Regions from separate parts of the Mus musculus genome. Here all the other regions are linked to region 3. A link is a loop called in an ENCODE intact Hi-C map of the cell type or tissue named here. Cell type or tissue: heart. All regions are shown on one strand. Each heading gives the region's core, and the rest is flanking DNA. Links, peaks and the distances in the headings are about the cores only. Region 1 overlaps Gm33299 (a long non-coding RNA gene). Region 2 overlaps Gm33299 (a long non-coding RNA gene). Region 3 holds the start of Stk24 (serine/threonine kinase 24). Region 4 overlaps Farp1 (FERM, RhoGEF (Arhgef) and pleckstrin domain protein 1 (chondrocyte-derived)). Region 5 overlaps Stk24 (serine/threonine kinase 24).

Region 1 (5,926 bases), core at 1,306-5,305, 72 kb before region 3:
GTGCACCTGCAGACATTGCCATCGCATGTGAAACAGAGCATGGGACCCCTCAGAGCAGTTGTGAGGTGGCCAGTTGAGCTCATTCTTTGTAAAAGTATTTTTTAGTCCCCTGATGTGATTGTTATCTCAGGGGCTTACTACTTCTGTCTGCTAACCGAAGCCTAGTTAGTCCTGGAAGCTTCTAGCCTCTGTACAAGCTAATCTAGGCCTAGATGTTCTCAGCCTCTGAATAAACTCACTCTTTCTAGTCCTTCCTGAACTCTGGCTGGCTGGTTCAACTCAGCTGTCCTGGCTCCAACTCTTCTCCAAGCTGACTGATTCAATCTGGCTCCTCTCAGTTTCTGACTGAATTGCTCTGCTTGGCCTCATCCTAACTCTGGCAATCTGTTCTAAGCTTCTGGCTCCTTCTCACTCTCTGACTCCTTCTGTCTTCACCTGTGTCTAGCTTGTTCTCTCTCTACAACCAGTCTCTGTAAAAGTCTCCCAGGAAAACTGCCTCTGAGTTCCATGAACTGACTGAACGTAGCTGACTAGAACTCAGACATATGCATGCCTTTGTCTCCTCTGAGTGCTGGGATTAAAGGCATGTGACTAAGACCTGGACCTAAGTTTTTCTTTACCTGAAACTTGCTCTGGACAGGCTGGTCTTGAACTTAGAGATCTGCTTGCCTCTGTCTTCTGGGATTAAAGGCATGTCTGTATTCCAGCCAAATCACATAGACCTAGCAGGTCTTTGTATGTGATCTCTTATCAGAGCAGCCACATTCTAAACTAAAATTCCTCTACAATTCTTGGTTCTGTTGGTTCAACCATTGTGTATAGGTCACCTATCCTGAGCCAACTGAGCCTAGACACTCAGCGTACATCTAAGATCCAAACCATTGTGGTAGTGTAGACAATAGTCCAGTCAACAAGGAAGCCATGGGCAAGATATTGCAGAAGGTGCCAAGGATTTAAAACAAGGCACACACCTAAAGATGTGGCTCAGTTGGTAGAGTGTGTGCCTGTCAATGCCAGTACAAACACATGAATTCTGTATAAATAGCAGAATGCTACTGGTTGGTAGAAAGGAAGCTGAGATTAATTATCTTCAGAGGATCTTGTCAGGATAGTTAGCCATCCAGGTCAATACCGCAGACCTGAAGGGACATATCCTGCAGTTCCAAAGGGCAAGGGGAATTCCTTGTTTTATGTTTCCAGAAGGAGTGGTGGTTAAAACTCCATACCATGTGACCTAGCCTGTGTGCAGGAGTCACTAGGCCCAGAGACCCTGAAAGTAAAGTTGTAATTCAATCTTGTCTTGGGACTGAGCCTGGGGCAGGGGGTGGGGAGGACTGGGTTTGCAGCTGTAAGTGGGAGGGAATGTTCAAGGCCACAGCAGAAGCTTATCAACGTTGTGGAGATGGAAAGGCTGCTGTGGGTGTGGATGGTTTGTGTGGGGAGAGAGAAAGCAGCAATTAGAGGTATTGTGACCTGACAAGTTGGATCACCCTTCACAGAAAACCCTGGCATGATGGTACTTGCCTGTGATCCCAGCACATGGGGTGGAGACAGGAGGTCAAGGCTTCACGTTATCCTCAGCCACATAGAGAGTGAGACCAGCTGCCCACGTGGAAGGACAACTCAGGAAAGGACAGCAGAAAGCATGTTAGCCTCCCTCAAGAGATGAGGAAAGCCATTGTAAGGACCATCCTCTGAGCCAAAGTGCTGCCATCTTCAGTTCATCTGGGCCTGTGCACCAAAGATCAATAGCTTGTTGACTATTGATGGTCCTTCCTGGAAGGAGGGCATGGTGAGGGTCATGAGACCTGCACCTGAGTATCCAGCCACTCCTCCCAACCAGTTATATGCCATTCTGTTTGCACGTGGCCTCCAGGTCTTAGGGAAAGGCTGGAAGGCATAGATGGGGAAGGACTCAAGGAGGGAACTCCATCCACACAGTGATGGGCGAGGCATCTGGCATGCCAGGTGCCAATCTCCCCATGTGGCTCTTTTAAAGTCACCTGTATCCATTGCTCTGTAAGAAACCCCAACAAACTCTTTGGTTCCTCAGCATGAACCTCGGTGCCACCACTTCTTGGTTTGTCATTGGGAAGTGGAAGAAGGTGGTGGGTGGTTGCTTCTCCCCAAGGAAAGGCCTTTTAACAACGGAAGCAATCACCATCATAGCTGGAGGCAGAGCAGCAGGACACAGGGGACATCTGTTGGAATGCCAAGAGGACATGTTTAGGGCCTTTGAGAAGTTGCAGGAGACCATCGCACACAGTCGAGAGCAAGGGCAGGGGTTGGGGTGGGGGCAGAAGCGACTGTGTGTTCAGTCACGGGTTTATGGGTCATGGCAAAGACATAGGCTTCTCCTTGAAAAGTCCCACACTCTGGCCAGTGCCGAGGTGGGGTCCCTCCGGCTAAAGAAGCAGCAGAAAGAGATCAAGCATTGACTCAAGATCCCCTCATGACCTACAGAAGAGCTGCTCAGTCCAGGAAGGTGGCATTAGGACTTTCAGAGTGGCCCATACTAAGGCTCTGAGTGCTTTGTTTCATCTAGCACTCAAAGGAAGTGGGCCAGCATCTCCTGACTGCCCCTGAGGAGACCAAGGCACATGGCAGTTAAGCAATGTGTGGGAGCAATGTTTGCTCCTACAGGAAGGTGTTCTATCTCCTCTCCTCTTCCCTTTCTTCTCCTCCCTCTCACCCCTCCTCCTCTCTCCTTTTCTTCTCTCTCCACCTTAATTATTCAGGTATTTGCTTAACAAGTTACTTCAGAAAGCACTAGAGGACACCTCCAGTTCCCTTTGTACCTTTAGGTCCTGGGAACAGAAGAACTTACTAAACCTTCAGCTAGAAGGAGTCATGTCTATGAGACTCTGCATTCTTCTTCCAGGAGCAGCATAGAAGAGTGGTCAGTTTATGCTGTAGAAGCCATGGTTTCAACTTGAGGTCCTCTTGCCTCTTATGAGTTGTCTCTTCTCCACCACGGCCAACTGCACACCTGAACTGTGAGCCCTTACTTTCTAAAGTCGTGTCTTCTCAGGCCAGGCCATGAGGAAAGTGCATAATACAGAGAGCAAGTGACTGCATACAGTTCTGAGGCTCAGTTTTCTGTCCAGAAATATGGGTTACCTGGACGTATTGCCCTTGGTGATATGTTTCATGCTCGTGTATCCAGGACCGAGGGGTTCCCAGGACGGAAGGGAGCTGGTTGCTTTAATGAAATGAAACCAGACATAGAAAGTGCATTGGTCTTGCACATAGTAGGTACTCTATACAAGCAGGTTATTGTTTTACTTCTTTGCCAACAAATACTGTTTTACTTCTTTGCCAACAAATACTTAGCAAACATTTACTTTATACTAACTGTAGTTTAGTGCCAAGCGGATGCACCACCCTTGCCTGCTTTGATAGCTTTAAAGGCATTTGATGAGCACCCCGCCCAACCCCTTGGGGTTTGACCAACCATGGCCCAGTGAAGCAACCCTCAAGTGTTTATCTGGGAGTGCCCCATCTTTGCCACAAGGTGGCAGAAGAGTACACTTGTGGGTTACAAAATAACAAAAGTTTTAGGTAAACATTGGCCCTGTCTCCTCCGGAATTGTTCATGCTTAAACATAAGAAGCCTTGTTAGATACCGGAATTGATCATCCTAAATGTTTCCATCTTGAGAAGGGCGGAGGTGGTCTGTTAGGTCGGGGATTCCAGTAGGTTTGCTGTTCCTCAGGACGGCACCCAGAGGCGCCCGATAGTAATGGGCTTTACTGAATTGGGGGATACTGAGGAAGGAGACTGTCGACTAGAAGGCGTCTCCCGCGTGGTGGGTTCTGCATCATTTCACTAATGTCTGACGCACTCGTTTTTCATTCAGCCCATGGCACATTGCTGTTTTCCATGCGTTGAGGTTGCCCGACAGATTAGCAAATCTGAAACAGTGGTGGTTGCTGATAAGTGCTAACAGAAGCAAGCTTAACAAGAGGTTAGAGAACAGCGAGGGTCCACTATGATTATAAATATTATACATGTTCTACCAAGAGAGTTCTGTTTTCAATATGTTGGTTTTTCCAGAATCTTCTACAAGATGCCAATCTGGGAGCCTTTTATAAAGAGTTCTGGAGGAGTCCTGTAGAAATGATCTTGGAGTTTCCTTGATTTTTTTTTTTTTTTTTTTTTTTTTTTTTAAGTTTAAATCCTGTTTTTGCCTTTTTTCCCCCTTGGATCTTTCAAGTCTAAAAACATGTTAGATTCCTCTTCCATTTGATTGGCACTTGGCTGGGTACAGAAATCCCGTTGAAGGAGGTTCTCTCTTGGGTATTTAGGGAGTGTTCTTCCTTGTCTTTCTACTTTTGATGATGCTATTAAAATCCCATGCCAGGCTCAGTATTTAATATTTTATATGGTATTTTAGTTACTCACCATTACAACAGAATACATGACAAAGAAGACATGTGGTATGGGAGGAAAGGTTCGTTTGTCCACCATGACAGGGAAGGCACAACAGCAACACCTGAGGTAGCTGCTCACACTGTATCCACATTCAGGAAGCAGTGAGAGGCAGCTCTTTCACGTTTGATCAGTGTGGGACTCATGCCCAAGGGATGGCACCCTGAATACTCGGCTTGGTTCTTTCCCCCCCTCAGTTAAACATTTCTGGAAACACCCTCCTGGACACACCCAGAGATATGTTAGCAGTGAAGATAAATCATTGTATATGGGAACCCTTTTCCCTAGATAAGCTTGTCCCTTGGATATATTACAGGATGTTTATTCAACACGCTTGAGATTCTAATAATAATGTTTTATTTTAATTAGAAACAGGGTCAGGAGATGGTACATCCCAGAACTTAGGAGGCACAGGAGGTGGATCTCTGAGTTTGAGGCCAGCCTGGACTCTGTAGAGTGAGTTTGAGGACAGCCAAGGGTACACAGAGAAATCCTGTCTCAAAAAAAGGAAAGGAGGAAGGGAGAAGGGGAGAGAGAGGGAGAGAGAGAGAGAGAGAAGACAGACAGAAAGAGTGTGTTTTTAATTTGAGGACTTTTTAAAAGAATCAATTTGGAATATTTGTGTATATAAAATGAGATTTCTTGGGGTGGGAATTCCTTTATGTTTCCTATACAACTTATGCACACAATCTGAAAGTAATTTTAAATTTTTGGGTTTTTGTTTGTTTGTTGTTTATTTGTTTTTTGGGGTGGTTTTTTTTTTTTTTTTTTTTTTTTTGGTTTTTGGTTTTTGGTTTTTTGAGACAGGGTTTCTCTGTATAGCCCTGGCTGTCCTGGAACTCACTTTGTTAACCAGGCTGGCCTAGAACTCAGAAAATCCGCCTGCCTCTGCCTCCTGAGTGCTGGGATTAAAGGTGTGCACCACCACGCCCAGCTTCGTAAATAGTCATGTGCAGTCCCTGGAAGTCATTTTAGACAATAATTTTTATATTGTGTATTTTGACTACCATCTGCCCCATAAGGTCAGGTGTAGGATTTCCCACTTGCAGCCTTATACCAGCAGTCAAGAACTTTCAGATAATTAAGCATTATAGATTTGAGGATTTGGGTTAGGGACACTCAACCTGTAATTTGAGAGTTCACTGTGATCTGTCTGGTGTATCATTTTTATCTGTTGTGCGGGATGTTCATGGAGACTTGCAAATTGAGAACACATGTTCTTTGACTATCAGAGATTGTAATGAATGTTTCGTTTAGTCTCCTGCCTTCTGTTTCCCCGCTCGCCACAGAACTCTTAGTTCAGTGTTGGCACTCCCTGGCCAGCCTCAGATACTCTTACCCCGTCCCTTCCTGGTCTCCCTGACCAGCCTCGGAGGCTCTTATCCTGGCAGGAAGAGCAGGGGTAAGGTCATCCCCATCTATATATCTAATTTGAGGCTAGCCTGGTCTATGAAACCTGAGATAGATAAATGAATGGGTAGACAGACAGGCAGAC
Region 2 (5,926 bases), core at 563-4,562, 67 kb before region 3:
CCTGCTTGTGTTTGGGAGCTGAGGCCAAGAGCCCAGTCACCATCTCTAGGTGCCTTCGTTAAGGAGGTGACAGAATAGCATTGCATTGCAGAACCAGAAGGACACCACTGGAGCTGCCGGAGCAAGTGTGCCTTAGGAAGGCTCTCCCCTTGGTGGTGTGGGTCCAGTGTGCTGGCTGTCATCCTGACTCATCTGAGATTAACATGAACCCAAGCTGCTGGGTGCACCTGTGAGGGATTCTTTTCTTGATTGGATCACGTGAGGCAGGAAAACCCACCTTGAATGTGGGCCACACTTTCTAGTAGCAGCCTACATGAAGAACACGGGGGAAGCAAGTGCTTACTCCCCACCTGCTTGCCCTCTCTGTCACTGGTAAATCCATCCCTTCACTGGTATTAGAGCCTACATCCCTAGGATTCTGGTGTATACTGAAGACCAGCTGAGACAGACAGCCTCATCATCCAAACAACTATTGGATTCTTAGACTTTCTGATGAGAGACAGCCATTGTTGGAACAGACAGACCACAGCTCGTAAGCCACTCTAATACATTCCATATTTTTCATTCATTCTATCAGTTGTTTCTCCATAGAACCCTGACTAATGCATGGGATTTGGAGTGGTCACTGACAGAGGTCAGGTGATGTCTTTAGTGAAGGCAACTGGCTAACTCAAGGCATCTGGAAAGGTATCCACCTCTAAGGTCTCCCCTGTCTCCTGTTAGCTGAAGTCAGCAGGAAACCAGAGAACAAGGGGCTCCTTGGTCAGTTCAGGCAAGCTCGCCTCCTGGGACAGAAGCCAGACAGCTGGAGCCGGGAGGGTAGACATAGAGAGGCCACAGGAAGTACAGAGCCACCAGTACCACAGGTTATATGGCATTGCTGCAACCTGCTAAACTGCAACCTGGGAAACTCAGGATGCTCCAGAAAGAGAAGGGGCCTGAAAGAGCCAATCAGCGGGAGGGGTACAGATCCTAGCCAATCAGTGGGAGGGGTACAGGTCCCAGCCAATCAGCGGGAGGGGTACAGTTCCTAGCCAATCAGCACGAGGGGCACAGGTCCTAGCCAGAGAGCTACTGTGTACTGACACATTTTATCCCAGGATAGCAGCTACCGGTTCTCCAGACTGCCAGAGGCTGTAGAACTAAGGAGAGCAACCGTGGTGAGGGCAGTGCTGAGGAGGACGGAGAACCACTGATCTCCCCCATGGAATGCACGGTAGCCTGCGCTATCTCTCCAGCACCTCAGATCACACACTGTCCTGGGACCGCTTCCTTCCAGATAACCCTGTTCTTTAGGTTTCTTATCCTGCTAAGCAGCTGAAGTTAGCTAGCTCTTGGTTTCTGGGTTAAAACAATTCTCTTTTTTTCCCCTTGAAATAATGTTTTATTTTAATTAGAATACAGTAAAAACATCTTTCCTTTCCCTCGCCGGTCCTCTCCCTCCAACCCCTCCTGTGCCCCTCTCTCAGTCCGTGTTCTATGGCTGTCAAGAGATGCGATGGCCGCAGCAAATCTTATAAAGAACATTTAATTGGGGCTGTTTTACAGTTCAGAGGCTCAGTCCATCATCGTCATCGTCGCCATGGCAGGAAGCATGGCACTGTGCAGGCAGACATGGTGCTGGAGAAGGAGCTACATCCAGATCAGCAGATAGCAAGAAAGAGAGACACTGGGCCTGGCTTGAGCATTTACAACCTCAAAGCCCACCCGCAGTGATACACTTTTTCTAACAGGCCACACCACCTAAGCCCTGTTACAAATTGTCTCTCCCTAAAGACCAGGCATTCAAATCTATGAGCATAGGGAGCCTTTTTTTTTTTTTTTTTTTTTTTGAGACAGGGTTTCTCTGTGTAGCCCTGGCTGTCCTGGCACTCACTCTGTACACCAGGCTGACCTCAAACTCAGAAATCCGCCTGCCTCTGCCTCCGAGTGCTGGGATTAAAGGTGTGCGACACCACGCCCGGCAGAGACCCCATTATTATTCAAGTTACTACAGCCCCCTTTACTTCCTTTAAAACCCATGGCCTCTTTTTCATTGATTATTATTGCATATATGTACTTAAATATGTAAATACAACCTGCTGTGTCTGTTTACTGTTGCTTGTACGGAGGTGATGTCAGGGCTGGCCACTTAATATTGGGTAGCCAATTAGGGAACCTATCCCTGGGGAAGGCTGTCTGTCTCTCAGTAGTCACCTGCAGTTCTTTGTAGGTTGGGGCCCCTGGAGATTCCCTCTCCACGTTGGCATGATTATTAGTGTTGTGTTTATTCATGTCTTGTTCAACCATATTGTTGTGACATCGCGACGCTTCCTGACCATCTCTTCCTGGTCATCTCTCAGACTCTGACTCCTACAGTCTTTGTGCCCCTCTTCCTCTATGTTCCCTGGCCTTAGGTCCTGGGGAATCCCGTTTGGACATCCCAGATGTTGTGCCCTGAATCCATGGGAAACCCAGACTAACCCAAGAATTGCGAAGTCCACTGCAACGTGCAAAAGAGTCTTTTATAATTTCAAGTTCAAACTCGGTTTACCCACCTAGCACTCACTGGGTGAACGCTGACAAGCGACCCTGAGTCCAGAAATCATTGGGTTTATATACAGTATAGGAACAGTGTGAATATTCACAGAAAGGGGGAGTAGAGGGTGGAATAATACTGAAGCGGGAGGGGGGGCTAAATGGGTGTCTGTTCAAGGACTAATTTTATGGCCAGTCGTAACTGTCTGTGACCTGACCTCTGTTTACCTTTTACTTTTTCCATGGTTTCCCTTGCGTTTGTTTTTTCTCTAAGGTCTCAAGGACAGGCACCTGGAGTTTTGCTGCTTCTCAGCAGGAGTGTTGAACGCCATTCTAACGCTAGGGGGCGGGGCGGAGGGGAGCCCCAGGGCTGCTCCAGAAGGGCACAGCACAGCACAGAAACCAGCTGTCTGCATATTGTGCTTGCTGAGGGCTGGAGGGAGGATGGGAGCCTCTGGCGGGGAACAGGAAGGCAAACTGTCTATACAACCCTGAAGTCTCTCTAGTATCTGTAATTCAGGGGTTACAACAGTACAGGAGTGATGTCCATGTCCATCGGGGCTGGATGCCCCACAATTGCTTTCTGACCAGTTGTGGCTTTCTGTAATGACCTCCGTCTGCTGCAAAGGGAGACTTCTTTGATGAGGGTTGAGGGCTGTGAGTATAAAGACTCATAGAATACAGTTAACCATAATACTCTCCCCTCAGAACAATCTTCCTGTTGTTTTGAGACAGGGTCTCAAAATGTGTATCCCTGGCTGTCCTGGAACTTCCTCTGTAGACCAGACTGGTCTCAAACTCACAGAGACCCACCTGCTTCTGCTTCCTGAACGCTGGGATCGAAATTCATGCCCAGCCCAGCCCAGCTGCTTAGAATAATCTTAAGGAACCACAGTAGAAGCTGTTTTCTTTCGATGGTTGAACTGAGAGAAGAGCTGGATAGAGATTGAAAACCATGGCTTCTCTCTCTGTGAGGCCCATGGGGACCAGGCAGGGCCCTTGCTCTTGTCTCTAGTTGCCCTGCCAAGTGGCTCCTCTTTAACTGCAGCTCTCCTTCTGTGATGTGGATGTACACTTTGAAAACAAATGAACCTGTGGATGGAGGCACACACCTGCAATCCCAGCATTTGGGAGGCTGAGGTGAGAGGGTTGCTGGGAGTCCCAGGCTAGCCTAAACTACAGAGAAAGACAAGGAAAGAAGGAAGGAAGGAAGGAAGGAAGGAAGGGAGGGAGGGAGGGAGGGAGGGAGGGAGGAAGGGAGGAAGGAAGGAAGGGAGGGAGGGAAGGAGGGAGGAAGGGAAGAAGGAAGGGAAGGAGGAAGAGAGGAAAGGAAGGAGGGATGGAGGGAGGGAAAGAGGAAGGAACAGATGAGTAAGTAGAAACACTCTAGTGAGATGGCTCAGTAGGTGAAGGTGCTTGCCATTGAACTTGATAACCTGAATCTCACCCCCAGTACCCATTATGGTGGAGAGAACTAAGAGAAACAGTTCTCTGTCTCTCTGTCTGTCTGTCTGTCTGTCTGTCTCTCTCTCTCTCTCTCTCTCTCTCTCTCTCACACACACACACACACGCATATACACATGCACTCACACATATATATACACACATAGACACATAGAGAAACACATAATATATTCATACACAGTGACACATAATATATATACTTACACAAACACAGACACACATGCACACACATACATTAACACACACATATATATACACAAAGAGACAGGCACATAATATACTCACACACAGAGACATACACAGAGACACACACAGCACGCACACACATGCACAAATACGTACAAAATATTAAAAATAAGGGCTAGCAGATTGTCATAAAATCATTGAAATGTTTTGTTACATTATGGCTTAAACTGCAAGATGTTTAATATTAAAATGAGAAACTGAAAATTAGAAAAAAATAGCTTACAATGAAACAAATACTGAATTGCAGTACAGCCAGGGACTGCAGCCACCTCCCCCAGGGGTAATCTCCGAAGCGAACACTTTCAAGGACAGAGGACATGGAATTATCATAATAGTTCTGATCTAGAACAAAACCATTCATTCTGATCCCTCTCTGAGTAATCGGGGCTTTGGATCTCATTCTGTTGTTAAAAAGAAAAAAAAGTTAATAATTAGGTAATGACCTCAGTGAGAAACATGAAAAGATTTTTCAATTAAAAGATAAGTTTGAGGGTGAAGACTTTATTTATAGTTGATAATAACCACATTAGTCAAATTAATGAATCCACATTCAGAAGGTGTCCAGTGAATCGTATTTCTGCGATATGAGAATTATCTCGGGTTTCCCATAAATTAGGGTGCTTGGAATTGGGATTTTTGAAGACCAGGTGAAGTGAAGGCTCCTGATTACACAAAAGAGGTGATTATGACACCGATGGCTCCCAGCACTGAACACATGCTGCCTGCCCCATGGTCAGTAACTCATTCTTCCCATAGAGCGTGTGGATTACCGATAGAGCACATGCGCACACTCTGCTCTGCGCCCTAGTCTCAAAGGGGTTTTCTCGCCACTTATTTTAAAGAAAATCTAAGGTGTGCATTTAGGAGGGTGCGCTTTTTACACTCAAGTGTAACTCGGGAAGGACGTAGATTATGAAATTAAAGAATAAGTTTAAAAGGAAGCCTTGGTCAAGGTGGATGGACTCAGTACATCCATGTGTAAAGTTAACACAGGGCAGGGACATATCCTGCAAGGCTTTCCTGATTTGCTGAAGGACTTTGTTTTAGAAATTCTAAATTTACATGAACAAATGAACAGATAAAAATACTAGGGAAGCCGGGCGTGGTGTTGCATGCTTTTAATCCCAGCACTCGGGAGGCAGTGGCAGGCAGATTCCTGAGTTCGAGGCCAGCCTGGTCTACAAAGTGAGTTCCAGGACAGCCAGGGCTATACAGAGAAACCCTGTCTCGAAAAACAAAACAAAACAAAGCAAAAGAACAACTAGGGAAACTCTTAATAATAATAAAAAATAAAAAAAAATAAAAAAAAAAGAGGGGCACCACAGGCTGAAGAGATGGCCCAGTAGTTGAGATCACAGTGTTCCTGCAGAGGACCAGAGTTCGGTTCCTAGCACCCAGGCACCCAAGTGGGTGGCTCACAGCAGCCTCTCTCCTGCTCCATGGCCTCTGACACCCTCTTCTGGATTCCATGGGCATTGAGCTGTCATAATGGTTTCGTTGTTTTCCAAACAGGGTCTCTCTACATAGTCCTAGATATCCTGGAGCTCACAGCATAGACCAGGTTGGCCTAGAACTCAGGAATCCACCTGCCTCACCTCAGAATGCTGGGAATAAAGGCATGAGTCACTATGCCTGGTTCCTACTCATTGGTTTGTTTGTTTGTTTGTTTTTTAAATAAATAAATAAACAAATAATCTTT
Region 3 (5,926 bases), core at 960-4,959:
AAAGTTCACCCAGTGAGGGAACAAGAAGGGTAAGAGGAAGGAGAGAGCTTCAGTCAGCGAGGGAACAAGAAGGGTACGAGGAAGGAGAGAGCCAGCTCCCAAAAGCCAGTCGCGGTGTCCGGATAACTCAGTTCCTGTTGGAAGTGACAAGTTCTGATCCTCATCTGTGTTGGGGTACAAAAGGAGATGTTGTGTTAGGGTATAAAAGGAGATACTGATTAGCTTTGTAAATTATGTCATGTTGCACTTCAGTCTCTGTGGCCTCGATACTGAAAATTAGCTCAACAAAGCCAGTTACAAGTTTTCTGTAGTTTATTGGTCAAAGAACAGTTCTCCAACACTTCTGATTGTCCCCTTTCTCTTCGTCCTCAGTCATGCTATTGGTTTGACTGTGCTGATCCTAAGCACACATTTTAGCATGGTGTCTTCATAGGTGGAGGTTAGCAGAGACTGAAGAAACCATTTTTAAGTCCAGGAATAATAATCACTGCTAAATCCTGGTGTATAGCTGGACTTTTTTTTCTGTGCATAGATGTATAATTCCAGTAGCTTGTGATCAGTCTACCCTTTTTATTTTTTATTTACCTATTTATTATTTTTGGTCTCACCTAGCCCAGATTGGTCTGTATCTCAGTATGTAGGAGAAACTGGCCTTGAACTCCTGATTTTCCTGTTTCTACCTCCTAGTGTTAGGACTTCAGATTACATATTATTGTTTTGTATCCTATATTTTCCTGACACTATGTAATAAAACTATCTTTCTACATTACTGCATTAGTTACATCTCCCTAGCTGCTGTGACAAAGCACCAGGACAAAGGCAGCTTTTATAACAAAGTATCTATTTGGGTGAATTGCTCCAGAGGGTCTAGAGTCAGTGGTGGCAGGGGAGCTTGGCAGGCATGACAGCAGCATAGGAAGTTGATTGCTCAGGTCTTGAACCATAAGCACCAAGCATAGAGAAGAGCACTGGGCAAGGCTTTGAAACATCAAAGCTCACCATCACTCCCACCAGGAATTCTTCCTCCAGCAAGGCTGGGTTGCTTATACCTCCCCAAATAGCACTCACCCACTGGGGAGCAAGTGTTCAGATACATGAGCCTCTGAGGGACATTATCACAATTACTAAACATGACCTACTAAAATATCTTTTCTTCTTTTTTTTTTTTGGGGGGGGGGTCATGTTCTTTAGAAAGTGTCTCCCTGTATAACCCTGGTTGTCCTGGAACTATATAGACCAGGCTGGCCTTGAACTCACAGAGATCTGCCCGCTTCTGCCTCCCAAATGCTGGGGTTAAAGGCTTGTGCCACCACACCTGGTGAAGTAGTAGTAGTAAGAAAGTACTCTTTATGTAATCAGACATTTCCAAGGCTGAAAGTCGCTGCCTCTTGGTAGAGACTCCTGTATTTCTGGTCATTCTTTCATGTTATTCTAGGTAGAATTTGAGGTTGAATAATATATGCCTTTTCAAGATTCATGGTCTTGATCATTTTCCCTTGTATTCATTAAGTACTCCATTTTTTTTTCTTTTCTTTTTAGGTTTCTTCTGCTTAGGGAACACATAAACTCTTGGTTATATGGGTTCATACTTTTAATGTTTTCAGTTTACTCTTTAGAAGTGGCAACGCATCTCAGTCAGGTGACCAGGAGTAATCATGCAAGCCTTCTAATACATCTTAGCATCCTGGAGGTCTCCTAGGCTAGGTTTCCAAAGGGTATTCGGCTTACTTTAACTTCTGATGCAGGACCCAGAGGGAGCCTGTGTTCTTGGAATACAAGGACACCTCAGAGAATAATCTCTTCTCTACCTTAGTCGAGGATTTATGCGTCCTCTATTTCTGAACTCTTGGGGACTCATTTTGTATGGTTAACCTTGCACAGCTGTGGGGCAAAGCGGGCACTCCTGAATGAGGCCTCAGGGTCCCTATGGCGAGAGACACAGCGATTCTGACTCTTAGACCACTTCCTATTTGCCACTTGTAAATAAAGTACTTCCTGGAACCGCATGGATTCACTCCATCCTTCCTTGTTTGCTGCAGAAGCGGCAGCTTAGGAGGAGGGCAGAGCTGGTGCCCAGAGAGGGCCTACGGCCTTAGGAGCAGTGAAGCGAGGGGAGGGCTGGGTAAGAGTCGGGACGCGGTTTCCTTCTATTGTCTTCCCTTCCTCCAGCACCCCTCCGCACCCCACTTTTCCCTTCTTGTGCGCAGCGCAGAGATGGCGGGGCCCAGCCCTTCCTCTGTCCAGCTAAGTTTCCACAGCCGGCGGCCCAGGCGAGGCTGAGTTCAGTACCCAAGGCAGTGCACACAAACCGCCCTCTCTACCCTTGGGGTTTCTTCCTTGATCTGGCTGGAAACTTCGTACAGTGAGGACGCTCCGGCCGGGGCTTTTGGAATAGGCCCCAGGCTAGGCCCCTCTGGGGACACCCCGAGTGCAGACTCTGGCCTCTGGAGGGCCAGGGCGGGTGGAGAGGGAAGGGTAGGAGTGGGCGGTGCTCTTCGCTCCCCCAAACTCAGCTCTCTTCCGCGCGCGAGGCCCACCCCGCGGTTCCGAAGGACCCCGGCGCACAGCACCCGAGAGCGCCCGCCTGCCCGCCGGGCCCCGGGGACCCCGCCTGCGCGCCCGCAGGGAGGCGCGACTGCGGCCTAGGGCGCCCGGCGGCTCCTCCCCTCCCCCTCCCCCTCCCGGAAGCGCGGGGCGGGGTCCCCGGCCGGGCCGCGGGGGCGGGCGCGGGGGCCGGGCCGGGGCGGGGCGCGGCGGACTGTGCGCGCCCACTCGGCTCCAGGCGGCCAGCGCTCGCGGGCCCAGGCCGCCCGGCTCGACCTGAGCACCGCGGCGGCGCAGCGACGGGATCCCTGGAGAAGCAGCCGCAGTCTCGAGACGTCCCCCGCGCCCCCCACTGCCCGCCCCAGGCTCAGTGTATGGGGCCGCGGCCCGCCAACCTTCGTTGAGACCGTCCCCGGGGTGCGGTGGCCTCGGGCTCCAGAGCCCGCCCCGCCACCCGAGGGCTGCGCGCGGCCCCGGGCCTGCTCGCCGCGCGGCTCCGCGCGTCCCGGGCCAGGAAGTGGCGGCGCCGAGCGCCATGGCCCACTCCCCGGTGCAGTCGGGCCTGCCGGGCATGCAGGTAGGTTGGGGTGGCCCGGTCGGGCTGCGGCCAGGGCGGAAGCGGGCAACTTGGCGGTGTCAACACGCCCCCCCTCCCCCCAACCAGCCGGGCCCGCTTCTCCGGGATCTTCGCCGACTCGGGCGGCGGGGATCTCGGGTGTATGCACGTGGAGGGGCTTTGGGGTCTGCGGCCTGGGGCCGAGGTGGGGTGCAGGAGCTTTGCGCTCCCCAAGTCCGACGCGCAGGCCGAGCGCCCATCCCGGGCAGGAGTCTGAACTAGTGTCCTTGGAGGCCCCGCTTTGGTGCCTGGGCCCTATGTGGGCCTGGGACAGGGATAGCGGCACTCTGGGGTCCGTCCTCAGTTAGCAAAAGTCCCTCCCCAGACCCCTCAAGCGGGAGACCCGAGCGCAGGGCGGGAGCGCGCCCCGGCTGGTCACAGTCCGGGCGGGCCGCAGGGCGGGGTGCAGGAAGATGTAACCTCGCATCGGAGCCTGTAGTTCTGGTGCGGAAAGTGCGAGGTTGCAAACTCGGGAGGCGGAACCCACACCTCCGCGAGCGCCCTGGTGTGCAGAGCCCAGGTTCATCCCTCGGGTGCCAGGACTCCGCTGCTGGACTTTCACTTTGAGACCGGTTGGCATCCAGAGGAACTGTGTGCTAGCGGGCTTCTTGGTGCACACTTTGTATCTTCTTAGCCTGCCAGTGACTTTTTCTTCGGAGGGGAAGGGGGCGGTGAGGGGACGGAGTTGAATTTCAAGTTTATATGGATGCACGAACTTTTTTTTTGCTATTGAGGATGGTTTTCTGCACTTTGAAAAACAATCACTTGTCTGTTCAAACTTGTAAAGTTTGTGAGCGTATATAATAAATACAGACATAATGATTGCGATTAAGATAGCAAGACCAGTCAAAGTTTTGCTTTCCCAAGGAAGTGAACGGAAGAGTTTTGCTTAAAAAAAAACAAACAAAAATCAACAACAACAAAAAAAAAACAAAACACCTCAGAATATCCAAGGTTATCAGTTTATAGATGCAGCAGGCGCCTTCTCTCTGGCTTCAGGGTTGAGCCGCATGGACCTTGCTTGCCTCTTACTGCTTCTGCCACTTCTGAAAATAGTTCCTATCCCTCTTTTCTTCTTCTTTTTTCTTTCCATACCACGTAAGGAAAATGGTTTTCTTGGCCCCGGTTTTGAACTCTGGAAAAATAGGAATTCAAAGTTACCACTTCAGTGGCCACTAGAACTTGAGTCATTTTTAAGGGATAATAAAGTTGGAATTGAGAAGTGTCACTGGAAAAGTGCTCTCAAAGTATTCCTGAGTCTCACCTTGCCTGCGTTCTAAAACTTGATGGTGCTGGCCGCTAGTTGAAAGTCACCCCAGGCCTCCTGCAACTCTTGCCTTGGTTTGACTTCAGAGACAAGACATCAGGGTCAACTGGGTGACAGTTTCTTACCTGTGGCCAGAAGGACCTCGTGGCACATTTCTTCACGTTTTCTTCATTCTGGCTGCTATAGTGATTTACCTGGCTCCACCCTGAAGCCTCTTCACTAGCCCCAACCTTTGTAAAAGAAAGTGTTTGAAAAGATACTTAATGTGGCAGTGTGTGGGGTCAGTACCAAGTGGTTCCCAGCTGGATTCTGCTTCTGTTTGTTTTAAAGAATGGGCCAAAAAATCTTCATTTTGGGAAAAAGAAAAATTCAATAACTTTACCCAAAAAGTGTATTTCATACGTGTTCTTGAAAGGAAGATGTTTTAATTTTGCTTTTTGGTGTGAAGACGATAACCTTTTTTTACTAGTATTAATTTTTTTTGTCTGTTCTGGTTCCTCAGAGGAGGAAAAGTGGCTTCCCACAGTCGTACCCGCCCCTGTGTATGTCTTCAAACCATATGATACATTTTTGGTGTATTATTGGAGACTGTTCCTTCCTTCCCTTCCCTCCAGAAAAGAAAAACCAGCGCGTTTATTTTCAACTTGGAGTCAGGAGCTGCAGCTCCCTGGGAGCTGTTTTGAGGATTACATGAAAGGCAGATCTGGCCTTGACTCTTTCTAGGGTAAAACTGGAGAGGAAGAGAGAGGCATTCCCTATTGCTGCTGTGCTTATGAACTCCCTGTCCGTCCTGGCTCGGGTTTAGGAGGAACTGGGTTAGTTTGACAAGTCGGGTGTGGTAGTGGCTGTCTTCAATCCCAACGCTCAGGAGGTGGAGGCCTCCTGGATCTCTGTCAGTTCAAGGCCAGCCTGGGTTATCTTAGAGAGTTCAAGGCCAGCCTGGGTTATCTTAGAGAGTTCTAGGCCAGCCAAGGTTAATGCTGAGACACTGTCTCAGAAGAAGTGCACAAAGTTTGGCAAGGCAGAAGTGCAGATTCAGACAGCCCGAGGGAAAAAAAAGCAGAATTCAGGAATGCTTTAGAATAAAGACTTTATGGCCTGTAATCACTTTATATCTGTTGACTATTACTGGTACTGATGAAGAGAAGATACCGTTTTATAGCTTTGTGAATGAGAGAGTATTTGAACGGACCAAGGTAAGGTAGCATTTTAGATGACATACAGTGATTAGAACCCAGGTCTTCGCCCTGCCTTTGCAAATAATATATATCATTTTGTTTTAGATTGTGTTTGCTGAAGAAAGAAATATAAGATGAATGATTTTTTCACTCAGTGGCTGTGATTGATTGACGACTCTAATGATCTTTGGTGAGGAGTTGAAGGCTGTATACCTGACTGTTTTGATGAGGTTTTCTAAGGATTTTCTTTCCTCTTTGGGTTATTTTGTAGTCTGTGAGAGAACTAGAAAGTAAGACCCGGCCAGGTGCCTTTAGTCCCAG
Region 4 (5,926 bases), core at 739-4,738, 100 kb after region 3:
TCTTGAGTGTGGGTAAAGAAGACCGCCTACTCGTGGGATTCGGCGTGGCAAGGCTGCAAGCCTTGGAAAGATCTTTTCTAGATCTCTAAGGATCCTGACCACTGGTTATCAACTTTCCTATTTCTGTTGTTACTTCATAACTAATTTAGTAGTTATGAATCATACTGTAAATATCTGAATTTTCTGACAACCCCCTGTGCAGGGGTCAAGACCCACAGGTTAAGAACTGCTGATCTGGGCTGAGACTTGCCACTTTTTGGGCTCATTTGCAAGCAGTTTGGCTTAGGGTTTGCTGGCTGGTTTCATGGACATTTGCTAGGGATTGTTTCTAGTTGGCCTGTTGACCTTGAAATGCCAGTGAGGGAACAAGCCTACATCCTGACAAACAGCAAGGCCAGAAGAGAACTTGTTCCTGCTGGGTGAGGGGAGGCTGGCATGTTGAGGCCTCTGATTGTTACTACAGTCCAGTGACCTTGGTTGTTGTCTTATACTATGGGACACATTTCCCCAAAGCCCTGTTTTCCCCTTGGAATGTAAATTTCATGGACAGTTTTAAGTAAGAGTTAACACTGCCGAAAACCTGGCAGCCTATTTCCTTCCTGACTCTGAACCACTTCGACACTCAGCTTGCTTGCTTCTTCGTGTGGTTGTTAGCTAGCATCAGCCTTTGGGTCCATTATGGCCACTTGTGCCCCACCTCCCCCTGCTGCAGCTTCCTGGCAGAGGACCAAGCACGTTGGCACGTGCTAGCTAACCTTACATGGTAAGAGCTAACATCTCTACGACACCACGCTGCGGGGCTGGGAGTATGAAGCAGACCTATAGAATGCACACAGACTACTCAGGAGAGGCGAGCCCTGATGTCAGGACAGGGACCATGGTCCTGCAGGTGGGCTGTGCAGACATGGGCGGTGGCACCTACCTTTCAAATGTGTATTCGCTTTCAGCCCTGAAGTAGTACACGTGGGACTTGAAATGCAGCTTGAACACATAGTCCTTGTGGATGTTCTCAGACTCAGAGGGGATGGTGAGGGAGTAGCCCAGCAGAGGCAGGCTGGCAAGGGGGTGACTGTCCTGCAACAGGGTACAGAGGAAGTGGTCAGTGGTGTTGGGTAGGGTTGCTGTTCTAGTCAAGGTCTCCTGCTCTGGACTAGTTTGGTCGAGAAGAAGCCAATCTTGGCCAGTGTGCCGTGGTCTCCTCCTTTAAGGGCAAGTCCATTAGAACGAGTCAGGCATCTGGATAGAAGGCCGCCCCTGAGACCCCTGGTGTGTTTACCTTAAGATAGGGCATGTATGAGTTTCTTCCTCAGTCTCTGCCCCCTACATAGTGCAGTGCCTGGACACACCAAGTTCTGCCTTCCTGAGTCTGGACTCAGAAGGGACAAACTATTCTTTTTCTCATGACTTCACTGTGATGGCCGAGCATAAGTGTGCTTTAGGCTCCCTTCTCATTTTATAAAGCTCTTTCCCCTCCCAGGTGTGTGGCTGACTTCCATGCCACTCTGTCTTTTCCTTTCTCCCAGGAAGCTGTGGGATGGATAGCTTGCCCACCCTGGTATTTTCCTTTTAGATGTTATACATTGTTCTCCAGCTTCCATTTGCCCATTTGTCCCAGAGCATCTGCGTCTACTCTTAAAATTCAACACCACCAGGAGGGGACTCCCAAGACTTGGGCTGACATGTCTTTCCTGCCTTTTATTTTTTCAGTTGGCAGAGTTTTCGCCTCCTCCCTACAGGACAGCGTGGAGTCACCCTCTCCTCTTGTGCCATCCTTGAATAACTGGGTGTCGTGTGTTCATTTAGAGCGGAAGCTCTCCAGTGGACATGGCTGGTCCACTGGAACCCTACATTCCCCCACCCTCACCCCCTGCACTGGATTCTTCACCTGTCAGGTGTTGCAAGCTCTGTACTTCAGGTTAGGGCCAGCTGCCCTGTGTCAGGGGCACTTACCTGGTGTGATTTGTAGAAGAACAGGCAGAAGTTGGTGAATACCACCCACAGCTTCTGCCAGCCATTGCTGTTCTTGAACTTTCTCAGCAAGTTCCCAGAGAGCTGGTTCTGAAAGACAAGTGGGGGGGGGGGGTAGGAGAGATAGGAGGTGGTCAGAAACACAGTTCAAAGGCACGCCAGGGAGTTGGTAACAACTGGTCCATGGCATTCACTGTATCTCAAGAGACTGGTAGCCTCTGTGAGTGGGTCTGGAGTCCCTAGCAGTGAGCATGGGTTTCCCACAACAGACATTGTTCATTTTACATGGAGAGATCATCAGTTGAATGAATTCCTGTCACAAGTTAATTCCTGCCCCGACACAGGTGTGAGTCCTTACTACTATCACCCTTGAATGTGACAACATTAAGGAGCAAGGTGGTCAGTCATACTGGGGCTGGGAAAGGCCCTCGGTCCTATGTGAGTATGGTTCTAAGGAAGTGATTCAGGGCACCAACACAGAAGCAGAGGTTAGCGTGGGGCGTCCATGACCAGGGATGGCTAGCCAATGAGCTGGAAAGGACACAGAGTGTCCCTACAAGGAAGGGGGCAGGCTGGGATTCTGGTCTTTTCCCTGGAAGATCTAGGTCTATCAGCATAGACCTCCAGAGTGGCTCTATGCTGCCACCTAGTGGAGAGGTCCAGAAGCCACTCTGCCAGCCACTGCTTCAGGGCATGCTTGTTGCGTTCCTGCAGTTCCTGTAAACATGAATCCTTGCCGTGTGGAGTGAAGGCAGGGACACAGCACAGACCTCACACCTGACAGCTTCAGATTGTGAAGAGAGCTCCGTCCACCCTCTTGACAAGCTGACCTTCCACCCCGCTGCCAAGTGACATGACTGGAGGTCACGGAAAGGAGGCAGGAGGTGTACAGTAGTGAAGGCTCCTTGATGCCACCCAGCAGTTCACTGGAAACTGTTAGGTTGGCAAATTGTGTATCTATTACCTCACAGTTCAGCATCCCAGGCCGACGGGACAGCCCGCAGCACCTTCTGCTCTTGCAGAAAGCCTGAAGTGGGTTCCCAGCACCCACACTGGGGGATCATAATGGCCTAGGTATCTCAGGCTCTGGGGGGACTCAACACCCCCTTGGCTACCACATGCATATAACCCCACTCTCTGCTGAGAGAAAAGCTTTAAGATACTTCTAAGTCTGCTTTACTACATTTTGTAAGTGCTGATGTCAGGAAGGCCCTAGAGGGAGGACATGTCTACAAGTTCCATCCTTCAGCTGCTCAGAGTGATGGGAGATGGCAAAGTGAGCCGAGAAGGGATTCTACCCAAAGCGCTTCAACCACCCACCCACCCACCCGGCTGCCGCTACCTGCCTGCAGGGGGGACAGGAGATTCTGGGTAGTGGCAAGCCTTGTTGTCCATGAGTCAGACCCCTTCTGCCTGGCCCTCCTTTCAGAACTCTCCCTAAACGACATCACTGGTCTGTCATTGTGTCACGAACCCCAGCAAAGCTTGTAGTGTCTGGCTGGTCTCTTGTCACTGCGCTCTGCCCTCTTAAAGCTGAGCCCATGGGGTTCATGTGGGTGGCAGAGTCTTAAAAGTGAAGCATCTAGGAAGTGAGGCCAAGAGAACTTCTTCCAGGCAGCATCACAGGGCCAGCAGCCACACAGAGTGGAGCCGCTGCGTCTGGGAGTACTGCTTCTCCCAGGATGGTCCTCCCAGGATGGTCCTCCGCTGCTTTCAAGCACAGGTCCCCCTCTCTACTGTGACCTGCCTCACCTGGGGTGCCCTCACACACAGGCCCAGATGAAGGATGGCATGGAGCAAGGGCAGCAAGCAGGCAGCCTCTCACTGGGCAGGGCTTAGAAATGTGATCACAGGATACTAAGGCTAGACACTCACAGGAAAGGGAGTGTTGGGGAGTGCTAGGGTCTTGGCTGGGGCCCCTTGAAAATCTCTTCAGGACACAGCTGTGGTAGGAAACTATAACTGTGAAGGCCACTTGCACAACACAATTCCAAGACTCTTGGGATGTATCTTAAAGAACCTGTGTGTCTATCTCCAATCTCTTCGGGTCAAAGAACCAGCAAATTACTACTGTCCTTGGCTCAGTCTTTCACGTGATATTATGTGGCCCGGGCAAGTCAAGAATTAGAACTTTGTGCATTTTAAAGAATGAAAGGAGTCTTTTTCACAGAAGTCCCTCTCCCCATGGGGCCAGAGTTGGAGGCACTGAAGATGTAAGAAGCACAAGCTGCCATACAACTAGAGGGGACTGGGGAGACTCACACCAGCAGGTGCTGTTGGCAACGCGACAGGAGACAGCTTTGCTGTTCCTATGTTTGCCAGGCTACTTTGAAGTGGGATTTAGAAAGGTCTAGAAGCTGTGTGCGGTAATTCAGTGGAAGGCTCACCTTCAAAGCAACTTTCCAGGCATGGGCTACTGAGCCCATCTGGAGACTCCTGCCCTGGGGTCCCTTCTTGGGATATATCCTGTGAACTGTAACTATGCCCTGCTAGAAACATCTCATCTCCCTTCAGACCGGGCTACCCCCTGGGTACCTGATTCCACAACTGCCATGGTGTGTGCAGCTATTGGTTGAGTATGGGCTGCACTGCTGTACAAGGGCAGAATCTTGCCCTTGGCTAACTCCATGGAAAAAGACAATGTGGAAAGCAAAGGAAGTGAGGAGGCTCTCAGGCGGCAGGGAATCTGCACTGCATTTACAAAGGAGGGTACCACCCTGTCCCAGCTGTAGGATGGCTCCAGCTCCTTATACCCTTAGGCTGGCTGTTCTGCGCCCGCTGATCACATAATGCCCTCTCAGTGGTGGGGCACAGTGGCGAAAGGCTGGAGGTGAAAGCTAACTCAGGCCCCGTTTCCTACCTCCACAGCAATGCTGAAGTCCACCATGGAGACACTGGTGCTGCGATGCCAGCACACGTGCACCATCGTGTTGCCACGGTGAGGGGCCTGGCGCTCCAGCGATGTCCGAGAGGCACTCAGGTCATCCTCTGACTCCTGGTCAGCCGCTGTGGCTTCATCCGGGGACTCTGCAGAAGGTTATCAAGGGCAGCACTGGTGTTTCTCTTCCCTACGACCAGCCTGCAGTGCTGGCAAGGCTGTGGGGTAGGGACTCCCAGTGTGGTCCCCCAAGGGTGCCCAATGAGTAGGATTCTAATGAGACCTCCAGGGTAGAGCACCTTCCCAGAATCCTCTTCTCTGGCTGAGAATCCTTCCTGTCTGTAGATACTGGGCCTCTGGCCTGCTTCCCCTCTCTGTGAATATCAGCTAACACAGGGCAATGTTGGCTTGGAAGAGATGACACCGTGGTCCCTCTCATTCTCTCATCCTTTAACACTGATCCCTACATAGGAGGCCTCCCTGCCTCTCCCTCAGGGGACAGTCCTTGTAGCCCTGGCCTTGGACACGCCTACTCCACTTACTGTTGTCAGGGGGGCTGCTGGCAAGGAGCTCGGGGGTGGGTCCATTGCTTTTCTCTGCCAGGTCAATGGCCATCTGGATGTCCTCCATCCATTTTTCCATCTCTGACCGGGAACTGGGGACAGAGATGGCTTGTCAGACCACGGCCAGTCAAAGGCAAGCAGTCAGAGGTCAGGTTCAGGAGTTACCTGGCAGCCACGATGATAGATTGCCGCTGGCCCCGCAGGGTCAGGCAGTGGGGCACACCCCACTCCTCCTCACTCTCCTCGATCTGTGGAAGGAGAGTTTACCAAGTCACTGCTGGGCAGCAAGCCAGGCACCTGGTGCCTTTGTGGGCACTCGGGAACTGGCTACCACACCAGTAAAGGCAGAATTCAGAGCGGGACTCAGGCCCCAGAGGAGCCGTTTCCATAGTCAGGGAGGACGCTCTAAGGCAGAACTCAGAAAGGCCAAGGGATATGTTGCATTAAGTCCTTTTGACAGCTCATATACTTCCTCTCCACCTTGTGAAAAGATTGACATAAGGTCCTTGTGCAGAGG
Region 5 (5,926 bases), core at 1,060-5,059, 62 kb after region 3:
CGGTGAAGGGGCACCCTGTCAGGAGCAGACATGTCTCTAGTTGAAATTTCTAATAATAATGAAATGATTAAATATCAGATTCTGTGGACTGATGTTTTTTGAAGTCTATCTATCTATCTGTCATCTATCTATCTGGTATATCTGAACTGTTAAACCTTAGTTACTCTTAGTCATTTCTATTTGAGTAAGTTGAAAGTACTTTATTATAATTAAATCAGAATTAACCTAACCATGAGTTTACTCTATGGCCCCTAACTTATTTAACTTAATCATCTTAAACAGTTTGTAGTAGGAGCTATTAAAAGAATTGGGTCAAAGCCTTGTGTTCTTTTTGTTTTGTTTTTTGAGACAGGGTTTCTCTGTGTAGCCCTGGCTGACCTGGAGCTCATGCTATAGACCAGGCTGGCCTCAGAAATCCATTATCTCTGCCTCCCAAGTGCTGGGATTAAAGGCGTGTACCACCACTGCCTGGCTAAAGTGTTGTATTCTTAAATGAGTTTCATAGACACAATGCCTATCTAAAAGTAACAATATTAATCTCAAATTTTGTATCAGTATACAGATTTATACCAATGAAAACCTTAATTCTATACCAATATATAAATTCTGTACCAATATAAAAAATTATAACTTCAATTTTACATCAATTACAAAGACTTCTACCAATGTAAGATGATGGCTGCACAATGCTTTGTTCAAGAATAAATTTAGCAAACCATCTCATCTATTTCCTTCCTGTTCAAAGTTATGACCATTTCCAAAATTATCCCTTAAAATGACAACCTATCTATAATTTGTAAAATAACCAAAAACAGACACCCAAATCCAAGGAGTGGGGCCAACAACTCTCCATGGCTTCTTCCTGCTGAATAGGGGCGATGAGAAATTCTTTAAAGCGGTGGGGAAATTAGAAAATTGGTTAGACTTAAGGAAGCTAGCTTTAACATCTGTTATCCAGTCTCTGTATGCTTAGAAGGCTAAGGGCTTGGTTGAAGTTCTCACTGGATCCATCTGAAAGGTTGGATGAGGCGAGATCATTTGGAATCAGTAGCAGTTCCTGAAGCAGTTCTGGAGGCAAGTCAGTGGACAGCGTCAGGAAGCAGGGGCTAGAAGAGCAGGTCAGTGCAGCATCTCAGAGGATGAGTCTTGTTAAAGCTGTACATTCTCACAATAAAATTTTAGCACCTTTAAGATAATTGTATGCAGCCAGGGCTATACAGAGAAACCCTGTCTCGAAAAAACAAAACAAAACAAACAAAAGAATTGAATCGTATGGATTGTGCAGGGTGCACAGATCAGTTAAGGATGAAATTAAGCTCCTTGTTTGAACAGGTAAAAGACAACTTTTTATTGGTTATTTTTACTAATAACCAATTGTGATAAATCTTCATTTGTACTATATGAAGGAGGGCATGAGGAATTTTAAGGATCCCATAACCAACAAGATTTATTGTCTCATTTTAGCTGAAGTTTTAGCTAGAGACACTTTTATGTCTAAGCCAGTTACTGGGCTGTTCCCATGTTGAAGAATCAGCAGATAAATTTACCTGTCTTGTTTGACTTTCTGGAAAATTTCAAGATCTCCAGGGGGTCTTCCCCTGTCATATCTGATCCATATCACTCTGGAAGGGGTCCAGAGCCTTTTCTCCTTTGTGGTATGGAAGGCAGATAAGGGAACAGACAGGGGGGTTTCTCTATATTGTGTTAGTGGGGAAGGAAACGTGCGTCATGGATTCTGTTCATGGCTCTCAGGTGATACAGAGGGATATCATAAACTGAACTCTAAAGCTGGCAGTAGGTCAGGCTGTGGTGTGCACAGTGAGGAAGTTGGGTATATATATCAAGGCAGAGACTGGACCGTGGCTTTCAGATTAGGAGTGGCCAGCGAGAAGGAAGTGGGTAGCTTTGGAGCTGGGCCCTGAAGAAGGGAGCTGGGAGGTGGTATGGCTGCAAAGACAGGGCTGCTGTGGAAAACGAATGTACCACATGGGCTTGCAGGAGGAACGGTGGTGGGAAGAGCCTGCCTGCCTCTCTGGGCAGTGTGCTAGGGTTGAGATTTGTGTTTGTTGTGTGCTTCTAGATATGCCAGGCTCACCAAGGCTTGCTGTAGATGTGTTACACCGGGGAGAGTGACGGGGACCAGGAAATGGTAGGATCCATCAACTGCTTTGAAACTCTGAACGGCCTGGGATGTTTTCTTAGACATTTGGCTGGTTATTTTATTTTGAACACTATTTTAGGGTTAGGGTTACTTCCAAATGCCTGTCCTGCTTCTGTGCTGATTGTTTATATATTTTGTTATCCTACTGGCTTCAAGAGTCTGGTAAACTCTGGCTTTGAGTTTAATATTTCATTTAAATCCTGCAAATACTCCGAGAGGAGGTCGCATAGGCAGGTTTTTATGAACTTGGGCAGATGTAGGGCTCTCCAGTGGGGATGTTCACAGATGAGGGTAAGTTGGATTTCTGTTTTAGGTCTTCTCTTCTCTTCTCTTCTCTTCTCTTCTCTTCTCTTCTCTTCTCTTCTCTTCTCTTCTCTTCTCTTCTCTCCCCCTCTCCCCCCTCTCCCCCTCTCCCCCCTCTCCCCCTCTCCCCCTCTCCCCCCTCTCCCCCCTCTCCCCTCTTCTCTTCTCTGGGTTTTTCTAACAGTCCTGGCTGTTCTGGAACTCACTTTGTAAACTAGGCTAGGCTGGAATTCACAGAGATCTGCCTGTCTCTGCTTTCTGAGTGCTGGGATTAAAGGTGTGCATCCTGACTGACTGGCTTGGCACAGTGTTCTTGAGAATAGCTAAGGCTGGCCATCTGTGTGAGCACACACAGACTGGTCTTCAGGCAATGGATGGTTTTAGTCTAATAGGCCCTGGGTTGTCACGGTTACGTGGAGACCAGTGGCCAGCCATACTGGGCACCTTCCTTCTTGTGCGGGGGCCTCCTTGCTCTCTATGGTTGTGTGGATACCCTTGGAGTTGACCTTCTGACAGTGAACCAAAGCCTCCTCCCATGCCTGTGGTGAGCCCCTGAGCAGTTCTCTGTTGCTCTTGGCTATGTGTCCTGGAGAGGAGGCAATGAGTTTGCTCAGCTCCTGCTCGCCATTCTTCCAGAGCTGGTGCCTCTGTGTATTACTTCAAATTGGTGCTGTGTGGGAGTCCAGGGGACCCCGCCCTCTCATGTGCTGCAGTCAGGACAGCCCCTCTCCATGGCGTTCTTTATCATTTGGATGTCACCAGCTATTATATTCACGACTGCCAGGCACAGCTGCAGCGCCGGCCGGCCAGGGTGAGAGTCACATGTTTGTCTTCTGCAGGAGTAAATTTCAAACTTTAGCAGTTGCCCTTGTCCTGGAGAAAATGAGAATGGCTGGTTGAGTCCACGGTACCATCACAGTGACCAGGAGCGAAGCAGAGCTCCTCGCTTAGCTCCGGTGGACTAAACACCAGCAAAGAAATCTTGGCTTTGAAAGCACAAGAGGATGCTTATTTCACAGTCAGTTATGGGGCAGGCTCAGTGCCCAGGAGATATAAAAGTTCTGCTTTGTGCTGTTTCTGAGGCTGGGTCCAGCATTCTACTTTCTCCCCTGAACACACTGTCCTAGTGTAATTGAAGAAGGTCCCTGGAGACACGTGGCAGTCCTCTCTTGGGTTTTTTATCTACAAAGTTGGGTAGAAATAAAATCCCAATTAGGCTAAATATTTTACAAAAATGCAGCTGTTTTCGGCCCAATGTTACCTATAATTTAAAGTAAGTATCAGTGGACTCTGTAGTTCTTTATGTCCCAACACATACATGTCTTGCATATTTAAACCTCAGCCTGGGGTCTGAACATTGTTGTGGCTGCATAGAACAGTGAAGCTTTCTATTCTAAAGCTGCCATGTTCCTGAAACATGGTATGTGGTAGGAGGTCAGAATCTTAATCATATTATGCAACGGACTGCTTGTTAATGAAAGAGAAGGCTTAGTTCTAGGGAGGTAAATGGGCTGTGGTTCCGGAGCCCCTGCAGTGCGGCACCAGGCTCAGGCTTGTGGGTTAAGGACATCTGCTGGGGAAACGCAGAGTGGATTGCCAGGAGCAGCTTCTTAAGACCTCTCAGAGGCACCACAGTAGGTTTTCAGTGCTGTAATAAAACCCGGGCAGTGCTGAGTGAGGCAGAGCTAGCCTGTAATTCCAGTAGTCAGAGGTCAGGAGGGTCAGGAGTTCAAGGTTATCCCCAGCTACATAGCCAGTTTGAGACCTTCCTAGGTAATGTGAGACTTTGTTTCAAAAACCCAAAATCAAACAGACAAAAATCCCAACTCTAAACCCAAGAGACAGGGAGATGGCTTTAAGTGTTCCGGACAATCTTAGTTTGATTGCTAGCACTCAACTATCCATAACTCCTTGCTCCAGAGAACCTGACATCCACTTCTGGCTTCTTGGGACACATGTACTGGTGAGCATGCATGGTCCCCCCCCCCCCCCCCCAGGCTCTGGTGTTTCTGAGGGCATCAGCTCAGCCACTGGAGCTTTTGAGTCACTCCTGACTCTTCTTCACCCACTATGCCACATCAGCAACTATAGGTTAGTTGGCAGAGTTTGGACAAAAACAAACTCCCATCAGCTGGTGACCGTGTAAATGTCTGTTCCAGCGCCTGAACACAACAGTGTGCTTCTCTCACCAGGGTGACAGGTCACAGCCCTCCCTGGCCACACAGATGCTACTTCTGTCCAGCAGGTGACGGTGTCTCAGCTCTCAGACCTTCCTGAGTTTCCTCTGATGTGTGCGCTGTGTAGGTGTTCATTCACCCTTTTGTTTACCAGAAGCTCCACAAAGCCAAGTCTGCAACCCCATCTCACAGTGCTCTGCGACACCCGCCGTGTTTATGCCACACTTATGCCAGGCTGTGTGACGACCAGCTTTCCCGATGCCGCGACCCTTTAATACAGCTCCTCATGTTGAGGGGACCCCCAACCATAAAATCATTTCGTTGCTTTTTCATAACTAATTTTACTACTGTTATGCAAATATCTGATATGTGACGACCCACCACCCCCAGGGTTGAGTGAGACCCACCAGTTCAGAACCGCTGGTTCAGGTGAAGCTCTGGAAATCGAGCAAGAGGAAGCCTTTGAGTACACTGCAGAAGGAGCAGGAGGAGGGGAGCTGGGTCTCTGCCAGGGTCTACAGCCTTCCCTCCCATGAGCCCAGGGGTAGAGGGACACTTGAGCTAATGCAGAAATAGAAATTTGCAGGCACTACTCACATGCCAGGGTCTGTCTCACCTCATCTCCATTGGCACCTTGCCAGGGTGGATGCTGTGGCATTTAGAGCACACAGGAAGAAAGGGAGGTGTGAACTTGCCAAGTAGTGGGTGGTGGTGACATCTAAGGAAGGGCAGAGGTCGTCTTCAAGCCAGGCTACAGGACTCATGTCCATCCATGGTCATCATCCAAGCAAAAGGACATCTTTCATTCCTTTTATTTCTTCACAAAATCCATGTCTTAAAACCTGCAGCCCCAAGTTGAGCCCAGATCCTAGGTCACATGCCTTGATCTTACAATTTTGATATTAATGAGCTGAGAGTCTTTCAGGGTACAGTGCAAGTATAAAGTGGATCCCTTATCCGATGACTCCGACTATAAAGCCCTTGCATTATTCACTGTGAGGAATCTGCCCTTGCTCATTATCCTGATCTGGGATGGATTTCAGATTTACAAACTCCCATACACAGGGGTTTCTGGGTCCATGCATCTCTGCCAGTGTAGGGCAGCTAGAGGTGCAGGGTGGGGGGTGGGGTGGGGGGGATATATGTCTTCCTTCACAGCTCTTCAGCTGTTAGAAGCTGGGTCCCTCCGGAATCAGCTATTCTTCTGTCTCCGTTTTTGTCTGAACTGAAGTCTAAGGCTACATTGTGTCTAGCTTGTTACACAGCTGCTTGGCTCAGTCTGATC

The links. A loop is a pair of places that touch in the nucleus more often than their neighbours do. Peaks named below come from ENCODE experiments on the same cell type or tissue, not always from the same donor. Only the 100,000 strongest peaks of a DNase experiment are listed, where the experiment ranks them.
Region 1: a loop joins it to region 3, with 3 times the contacts of the local background. A loop is called at or near these places in 12 of 42 quality-filtered maps.
Region 2: it touches region 3 in a loop (2.6-fold over the local background); 15 of 42 quality-filtered maps call a loop at or near these places.
Region 4: it touches region 3 in a loop (5-fold over the local background); 13 of 42 quality-filtered maps call a loop at or near these places.
Region 5: a loop joins it to region 3, with 2.2 times the contacts of the local background. A loop is called at or near these places in 10 of 42 quality-filtered maps.

The regions. Positions count from the first base shown.
Region 1 is chr14:121,448,880-121,454,805 of GRCm38, reverse strand. The region is part of intron 2 of Gm33299 (a long non-coding RNA gene); the gene reads left to right. Among named protein-coding and RNA genes, the nearest start is that of Gm33299, 5.0 kb to the left of the region's middle. In heart, for the core only: no CTCF peak of the experiment used is centred there; a DNase peak (open chromatin) is centred at 3,495; H3K4me3 peaks cover 509 bases; H3K27ac peaks cover 262 bases.
Region 2 is chr14:121,442,355-121,448,280 of GRCm38, reverse strand. It overlaps Gm33299 (a long non-coding RNA gene), which reads left to right. Exons shown (of 3, transcript XR_383790.2): 3 at 3,566-3,624. Among named protein-coding and RNA genes, the nearest start is that of Gm33299, 12 kb to the left of the region's middle. In heart, for the core only: CTCF peaks have their summits at 2,658 and 2,868; a DNase peak (open chromatin) is centred at 2,860; H3K4me3 peaks cover 800 bases; H3K27ac peaks cover 1,128 bases.
Region 3 is chr14:121,376,093-121,382,018 of GRCm38, reverse strand. Stk24 (serine/threonine kinase 24) reads left to right here and starts at 2,789. Exons shown (of 11, transcript NM_145465.2): 1 at 2,789-3,121. The coding sequence starts at 3,080. In heart, for the core only: a CTCF peak has its summit at 2,462; DNase peaks (open chromatin) are centred at 2,368, 2,498 and 3,558; H3K4me3 peaks cover 3,104 bases; H3K27ac peaks cover 2,352 bases.
Region 4 is chr14:121,275,968-121,281,893 of GRCm38, reverse strand. Farp1 (FERM, RhoGEF (Arhgef) and pleckstrin domain protein 1 (chondrocyte-derived)) reads right to left here. Exons shown (of 27, transcript NM_134082.3): 22 at 5,575-5,657; 23 at 5,389-5,501; 24 at 4,829-4,995; 25 at 1,951-2,058; 26 at 923-1,074. Among named protein-coding and RNA genes, the nearest start is that of B930095G15Rik, 30 kb to the right of the region's middle. In heart, for the core only: a CTCF peak has its summit at 2,615 (motif pointing left); DNase peaks (open chromatin) are centred at 2,533 and 2,888.
Region 5 is chr14:121,314,447-121,320,372 of GRCm38, reverse strand. The region is part of intron 2 of Stk24 (serine/threonine kinase 24); the gene reads left to right. Among named protein-coding and RNA genes, the nearest start is that of Stk24, 62 kb to the left of the region's middle. In heart, for the core only: no CTCF peak of the experiment used is centred there; DNase peaks (open chromatin) are centred at 3,234 and 3,518; H3K27ac peaks cover 2,375 bases.